Regions from separate parts of the Homo sapiens genome. Here region 2 is linked to region 1. Evidence: chromatin contacts called from ENCODE Hi-C or POLR2A ChIA-PET data. All regions are on one chromosome and are shown on one strand. Each heading gives the region's core, a stretch centred on a gene start or an enhancer-like site at or near the end of the contact. The rest is flanking DNA. Distances are from core to core; before and after follow the strand shown.

Evidence for each region. Hi-C counts contacts between places; a loop is a spot of excess contacts on that map. ChIA-PET counts read pairs that join two places held with the same protein, here RNA polymerase II (POLR2A). Pooled maps may share reads with other maps.
Region 2: a pooled map shows a loop between it and region 1 (5-fold over the local background). The contact joins two enhancer-like sites. A Hi-C loop is called at or near these places in 2 of 168 maps with a recorded cell type or tissue (CD4-positive, alpha-beta memory T cell and naive thymus-derived CD4-positive, alpha-beta T cell), 3 of 37 single-sample maps with no recorded cell type and 11 of 50 pooled maps. POLR2A ChIA-PET finds 5 or more read pairs at or near these places in 1 of 52 experiments (A673).

Annotation. Positions count from the first base shown.
Region 1 is chr2:54,707,781-54,711,604 of GRCh38, reverse strand. No RefSeq gene overlaps it. Among named protein-coding and RNA genes, the nearest start is that of EML6, 14 kb to the left of the region's middle. Within about 2 kb of position 2,209, at least 11 of the 41 ENCODE cell types and tissues checked have a DNase peak (open chromatin) inside an H3K27ac peak, as active enhancers do.
Region 2 is chr2:55,173,329-55,177,360 of GRCh38, reverse strand. It overlaps CLHC1 (clathrin heavy chain linker domain containing 1), which reads left to right. Exons shown (of 13, transcript NM_152385.4): 13 at 1,375-4,032. The coding sequence ends at 1,571. Among named protein-coding and RNA genes, the nearest start is that of CLHC1, 57 kb to the left of the region's middle. Within about 2 kb of position 1,625, at least 2 of the 41 ENCODE cell types and tissues checked have a DNase peak (open chromatin) inside an H3K27ac peak, as active enhancers do.

The DNA of each region.
Region 1 (3,824 bases), core at 960-3,459:
ATAAGAATTAAAAATGAGGGATGGCAGGGGAAACTCTTATTAAAACATATTTAAAGGACATACCAACTTATCTTCTGGAGCATATTTGGATCCAGGGTTGAACAAGCTGTTAAAAAAAAAAAGAACTATGAGATAATCATGAAACTGTTAATACTCAATGTTTGATGATTTTAAGGTATTATTAAATTTTAGAAGTTATAATGGTATTGTGGTTATGCTTTCAAACAAGAGTTCTTATCTTTTAGAGATTCATGCTGAATTATTCACCATGAAAAGATTTGAAGTGTGAATTTGCTTAATTTGTTTAGAAATAATCTGGAGAGGGTAGGGAGAAGTGGATGGGATTCTACATAAAGCCAAATAGGCCCTGAGCTGATAATTACTAAAGCTGGATAATGAGCACATGTAAGTTTGCTCTACTATTCTATTTTTTATATGTTCTACATGCTCCATAGATCTCTTTTTTCCAGTTTTTAAAATTAATATTTTTCAACTGTTCCAAATATTGTTAGAGCCAGGATTCTGGACAGGGTGTGTCTTCACTGACTATTTCAGCCAAAATACTAAGGTCATAATCAGGTGAGCAGCATCTGCTACAGAATCTTCTCTTGGGCCTATTTCCATCTGAAGGTGTTTACTCATTATCCTTGCAGAGTGCTTTCATTATAGTTTCATTATTATAAATTATACTTTCATTATTAAATTATAGTTTCATTAAAATGAATCAAGTAAGATTTTGGTTTATCATTTTCTCCAATGAGAATAGGGAGAAAGTGTAGGGTGATGGTTAAGGATTTGGGCTCTGGAGTCAGACATCTCCATTCAAGTCCAATTCTACCATCTGGATATGTGACCCTGGGCAAGTTATTTATCTCTTAACATCTCAGTTTACTTATCTTTAAAATAGGCATGGATAATAAAACACATTTCATAAATATGTTGTGAGAATTCGATGAACTGGAGAATGTATGTAAAGTGATTATAATACATACCACATAGCGTTATGGGATCCTTGGAGTGTCACTTGGCCATCCAGAAACCTCTGTGGCCAGTGGTACCTTTGCTGGGTTTTGCTCTGGCCCTCTGGGCTCATTCCGCCCACTCTGCCTGGAAGGTTACCCTTGGCTCGCACTACTGGCCTGGATCCCACACCTGCCAAGGGCAAGTCAGGCGTGGAGCAGCAAGAGGTGTGGGCGAGCTTGGGGTCCGGCCACTGTGCGCAGCCAGGCACTCCAGCTGCAGCAGGGTGGGCAGCTCCAGGTGCTGGCTCCAGAGCTGGCTCCCCGCAAGGCTGCTGCTAGACCAGGCGTACCATAAGCAACTTCCACAGCTGACATCAGGGAACATGGTGATACCCAGAAGCTTGGAGACGCCAGAAACTGCAGAGCCCTAAAGAGGGTGTCACAGACCTGGCTCGGGGAGCTCCTAGGTCTGGGATCCCTGACGGGCTGCAGCTCTTCTTTTCTTCTCTCTTCTCTCCTTCTTGTTGCCCGCAACGTGGCAAGCAAAAGGCGTGTTTCAGCCCTGTTTGTGTTACAGCTCTTTTAGCCCCACCATTTGACGGGTCCCGATTTCTTGTCCTGGGTGTCCAGGAAGAATGAGGTACACGGACAAGTGGAGGATGAACAAGACAAAGAGGAGCTTTACTGAACAACAGAACAGCTCAGAGGAGACCCGCAGTAGGTAGCTCCTCTAGGTAGCCAGGGTTTTCCCAATGAGTGTTCAGCTCTCAGCAGAGAAGGGTAGGTCTTCTCTTTAGGTAGGTCGTCCCATCGTCTCTTCAGGTCTGGCTGAGTCCGTGGCTTTTTATGGGCCTCAGAGGGGAGGAAGTGTGTGCCAGTCAGTCCATTAGCAGCCATGGACGGCCCGAAAAAAGCACCACAAGTTCCCACTCTGATCACGGGACCAGCAGCCCGGCCGCCAGACTTCAGACCTTCCCCGGATGGAAGGTGGGGCTTCACCAGGGACCTGCCTGTTTCCCAGGAGCCTGTCTGATCCTGCCGCCTTTATGGTGCCCAGGCGGTTCCGGCCCAGGGGCACCAGCAGGCCAGTGCAAAGCTGCCCTCAGCCCCTGCCGCGGCCTCCCTCACGGGCTTATCGGTGCCCAAAGCCCAGAGGAGGCTGAGGCGGCAGGGGACTGGTGTGTCAGCGCTGCCCTGAGTGTGCGCACACCCAGCTGGGCTGCAACAGCACCTGGGCTTGGCCCCAACCTTGCTCCGAGATCAGAGTGAGCAGCAGGAGCTGGGAGAAGCCAGGCAGCAGGAGCAGACACCTCCAAGGCTGCGGGGGTAAAGGGGGGCCTTCCTGGCCCCCAAGAGTGCGGAGATGCCTGGATCCGCAGCCGCGGCTAGGCGGCTGTAGCTGCACCTGGGAGGGCAGGGCTCCTGCCTGCTCCCGGCCCCCAAGAGCACAGGGAGGCCTGGGTCCACAGCCACGACTTGGGCGGCTACAGCTGTCCCTGGGAAGGCGGGGCTCCTGCCGACTCCATGGAACACAGCATTGCCACGGGCCCAGCTCCTCCTCCAGGCTCCTCTCTGCCTGTCCCTCCATGCCCCACCGTACTGCTCCCCTGCCAGTGGGTGAATCGGCCTGGCCCCACCATGGGGGCTCCCAGGACGGCAGGCTCCGAGGGGTCTCCCAGGGGTGGGCTCCAGGGTCTGCTAGCCTCCTCTCCGCATTTTGCCTGCAGCAGCGGTAGGCAAGGTGCAGGCGGCGCAGCAGCCCCTGCAAACTCTGCACAAACAAACCCGACGCTCTCAGGCGGCCCCATGAGTCCTGGTTGTGCCTTCAGCTGGGGGCTCGGGGGCTGCCAAGACGTGGCGGGAGCAAGGTTGAGGCCCCAGTGGAGGTCCCAAACCTGGGAGTGGGTCCTGCCCCGCTGTGTGAAGGTGAGGGTGGTGCAGTTGGCTGCCTCAGGAACGCGGGGCACAGGGGACGTGGGGCACACCCACCACCGCCACTGCTGCTCCTGCAGCGGCTCCTGCCACCACCGCCTGCGCCTCCCCACTGCAGCCAGCGTGGTGGCAGCGGCTGCTCCGGAAGGCCCACCACTGTCATCAATAGCACTCCAAATATTTATTATTAATTATAGTTGCACAACATCAATATTTAAAATATCCTCTCAAAGAAGACTCCCAAAAAATGTAAAAGGAGGATTTAATTATGCATGAGTCTGTGTGATTGCCTGAGTTACTGTTACTGTGTTTTTAGTTTGCCTGGCCATGAAAGTTTTCTGATAAAATTCTAGAATGTATTAGAACTAATTCTGCATTAAACTAAGATTTCTTCACAACCTTAAAAGCATCAACATTGTTTAAATGCAAAGACTTTAATGAGCTAAATAATATGTTACAAGTTCATTAAATTGCTACCATTATGCAGCATAGATGAATAAATTTCCAAAATTGCACGCAGAAGGGACAGTATTATGTCATCAATGAATGGTAATATAAAGGCCTCAATATCACATAGTTGGGTTCTAGAGTGAGGAAAACTAGAGAAACGATTATCCAAATAGCTTGACACCCAAAATTCTGTATTTCTGAAAATATCCACTTTACTAAAGGGAAGGAGACTAAAAAATTTACTCTTTTGAACCCTGCTGCTGGTACCTGCAAATACCTAATTTTCTATATTAGTGAGGTTTTTGGTTCTGCTGTCTAAAGGTGAACACTAAACAGAATGACATAGATTTATAGAGCTAGGGACACATGAAATTAAAACAAGACCTGGGTTTAACCACAGCTCTAACCACTTTCCTTGCAGCTTTGAACAAAGCAGTCAATCTCTTTAGGTTTCAATTTACTAAACCATAAAATGAAGGA
Region 2 (4,032 bases), core at 376-2,875, 470 kb before region 1:
TAATTATGATCACTAACACTAAAAACTTTGTATATATTGACATATGTGTATATTTAGCTTTTATATGTATTTTAAATGTTATGTAGATATAAACTATATGTTTTAATTCCTAAACCAAATGTATGTGTATTTACATATGTTATTCACTCTGAACCTAACTCTGCTGTGAATTAGAGAATAACTAATTAGGCTGGGTGCAGTGGCTCACCCCTGTAATCCCAGCACTTTGGGGGGCTGAGGCGGGTGGATCGCTTGAGCTCAGGAGTTCAAGACCAGCCAGGGCAACATGGCAAAACCGTGTCTCTATGAAAAAGATACCAAAATTAGCCACATGTGGCATGCACCTGTAGTCCCAGCTACTTGAGAGGATGAGGTGGAAGGATCGCCTGAGCCCAGGGAGCTCAAGGCTACAGTGAGCCGTGACTGTGCCACTGCACTCCAGCCTGGGTGAGACACTGCCTCAAAAAAAATGAGAGAGAGAATAATTAAAACTCACTTTTATTTTCTTTTCATTAATTTAATATAGGAAGTTGAACAGACAACTTCATTTTAAATTACTTGAAAACATATTTTGGAAGATAACTTTATATTTTGAAATTATCATTACAGATATCAACTAAAATATTTTCATATAAAAATAATAATTATGGTAGAAATAAAATTATAGTGATGACAGTATTCTAAAAAGTGATCCTCTTTTATGAAGTACCATAAGTAATGCAGGTAATAGATAAGAAATGAGTTCCATAAATTGATAGATCACTAAGATATTTTTAAAAGTAAATAATATTAAATTTCTTTAACAAACAAAATGATTTTATTTCCTTAAGAAAAATATTTGTTATAGAAGCCCCATCATTAAGAGTTCTCCAGCTAGAGACAGGATAAAGAGTTTGTCAAAGAGTTTCTTCAGTCCTTGGGTTAGCTCCACTAAGGCATTTATATAAGTGTTTGAAATCATGAAAACTTGACCTATAGGTTTACAGTTATTTCATAGTTTCTAGTGGTGCCTTATAGACTCTGTGAATAAGGATGAGCCCACATTCATCACTTTCTGAGCTCCTGCCTTATAGCCTTCAACATCTGCTGCCTTAACAAGAAGGAGATGAGTGGAGATGTGAAATGTGAGAAGTGGTAGAGGGTTGAATTGAGACATGAAGAGGTTAATGATAAGGGAGGAGGAGAAGGAACTAACACGAGTACTTACCATGAGCTTGACTGAGCACTGCATGTTATATCATTAATCTTAGGGGAATCAGGTAGAGTTTAACAGTAACTGAGTTGAAATTATGTCCTTTTCTATTTTTGAAGAATCACTAAAGTATAGATTATCAAATAAGTGCCATACTATAATATTGTATTTTTTCCCCACAGATGCAGTAGAAAGTCTTATGATAAATGATTCCTTTTGCTCCATAGAAAAGTGGCAAGAAGTGGCAAATATATGTTCACAGAATGGCTTTGACAAATTATCTAATGACATCACGTCTATTCTTCGATCTCAGGCTGCAGTTACAGAAATTTCTGAAGAGGATGACGCAGTCAACCTAATGGAACATGTGTTTTGGTAGTTCTATATCTTAACCAGCTGAGGGAGCTTGTACAACACCTTATGTATGCTGGTTGGGAAAAACTGATTTTAACGTAACTAACTTATAAATAAATCTAGAGTAAGAAGATCTCAGAAATAAATCACACTTTTGTTATGATGACATTTAGATTTGTCTTTGAAATATTTATACTATTGCTTCCTTTTCCCCATATGGTCATTTCTTATATTGAATCTTGATAAAATCCAAGATTATAACTTTGTGTGAAACAGTGTAGGGCATTTTTATCTAAGGACATAAGCTAATGTCCAGATATATTACTTTCTGGTGATGTAATATGATAGCAAGAACTGAGGAAGGTGTGGGTAGTATCCTGTGTGTTAGACTGTCTTCCCAAACATGAAATGCTACAAGCCTGACTTGACCAGAAAAGCAGGAAATCATTTCAAGGTTGGACTTGCTGGCAAAAACCTAGAGTATAGTAATTTTGTACTGCTGATTTAAAGATGCGCCCCATGCTTTGATATATATAAATATGGCAAAGCTTAGGCTTCTAGTATAAAAGCTGGGACTCTTGGCATGTTATTACTTAGAGAGAAGACCAGTCGAATTTTGCATAGAAGTAGACCTGTGATACCTATAGGTATGGAAAATATGTCATAAGAAGTGGTTTTGGATTATTTCAAGTGTCTGAATAAGTATTTGATTGAAAACTCTGAAAGTTCTGTGCCATGGACAGGTGTAATATTAAAAATATTTAATGATTAGTATGGCATGGGCACAAATCAAGCAGAACAGATACCTAATTAATCAGAACAGCCTTTAGCCCTTATGCCACACCAGAGCTTACTAGCTAAATGTCATCCTTGACCATGGAACATGGTTAAAATGAGCTGCTGGCTGGGCAAGGTAGCTCATGTCTGTAATCCCAGCACTTTGGGAGGTCGAGGCAGGAGGATCGCTTGAGCCCAGGAGTTTGAGACCAGCTAGGTAACACAGTGAGATCCCGTCTCTGTTATTAAAAAAAGAAAAAAAAATTTCAAGTAAAAAATGAAAATGATCTGCTATTAGAATAAGAGCAAAGAGCATAACTTTTCCCATCCTAAATTTAAATTGAATATGTATTTTTATGTTATAGTGGAAAGAAGATGAACGGGGAGTCAGACAGCTTCATATTAAAATTCTGGTCCTACCTCTTACTCACTTATAAAATATGGGCAGTCTTCCTTAGGCTTGTTGTGAGGATTAGTGATAATGTATGTGTAGTGTAAGTGTATAACATGATAGAGGAACTTAGGAAAAGATAGCTGTAATTCCTTTGTAATCGGCCCCAGAAACACACATTTCTCTACTTAGTTTGTACTTACTAAATCCCATATGTCTACTCATTTGTATTTATATGTTTATCCTTCTTTAAAGTATTTGATATATTGGTACAACTTATTGCTGAGATTAAGTTATCTGTCCACACTTGTATTAGGGTTGCCTGGCTTATCTTATAAATTCAGAAGCATTCAAGCTGAGTTTTTAATTTTTCCATTTGGTGCTAAATAGAATACTGGATAATTATAATTCAGCTTTCTAAAACGTAGCATTTTTAAAGTAATACATGTGCATAGTTTAAAAAGCAATTTATTACTAAAAGCCTTATCAAAATAATATTTTGATTTTTGGCCTTCATACAGGCTGTTGAAAAGAGCAGATAAAGGATGGAAAAAAGGAATGGAAAGGGAGAGGTATTTCGGCAGCACTGGTTCTTTGTGTGCCAACGGCTTAAAACCTTTTTTTTTTTTTTTTTCCTTTGAGACCTATATGATTGATAGAAAGCTATTATGTGTCCATTGACAGAGCTTAGAAAAAAAAATGTCTTCATGAAAGCCAGGAGGATAAAGTAGGTATATAAATCTAGAGAAAGCTTAAACAGCGGTTGTTGTTGTTATTCTAATTTTGCCTTGTTTTTCCTTTTCTCATTATTACTCCTTCTCAGTTAGCATTGCCTTTGGCAGCTTTCCCAAGGAAAGTAAAAGTTGTCAAGTGAATATAAATTAAAATGCCTGGTGATGGAAAATGGAGTTGGGAGGAAGAGCAAGATTACAAAGTTAAATGAGGAAGGAGAAAGAATTGAGTTGTGAGCTACAGAGGGCTTTGAAGCTATAAGAGCCTCCATGTAAGCTACACTGAAGGAGGTATAATCTGGGCCTCAGCACAGAAACCTGCATTCTAGACCAGCCCCACCACTGTCTAGCTATGTGTCCTTTTCCTCATGCTTAAGATAAATTTATTTTGACTAGATACCTCCTCTTGTCATTTCCAACTCTAAAATTCAGTAATTCTGAAAAGGTACAAATTATTTCCCAATGCTTCTTGACCTTCAGCCTAAATTTCAAATACTACAATTCAACATCAGCATCAACAACATCTACCGAATACCTGTTTTGCACACAATTTCTGCTAGCAAGATTACAACCTTAATGGAAACACA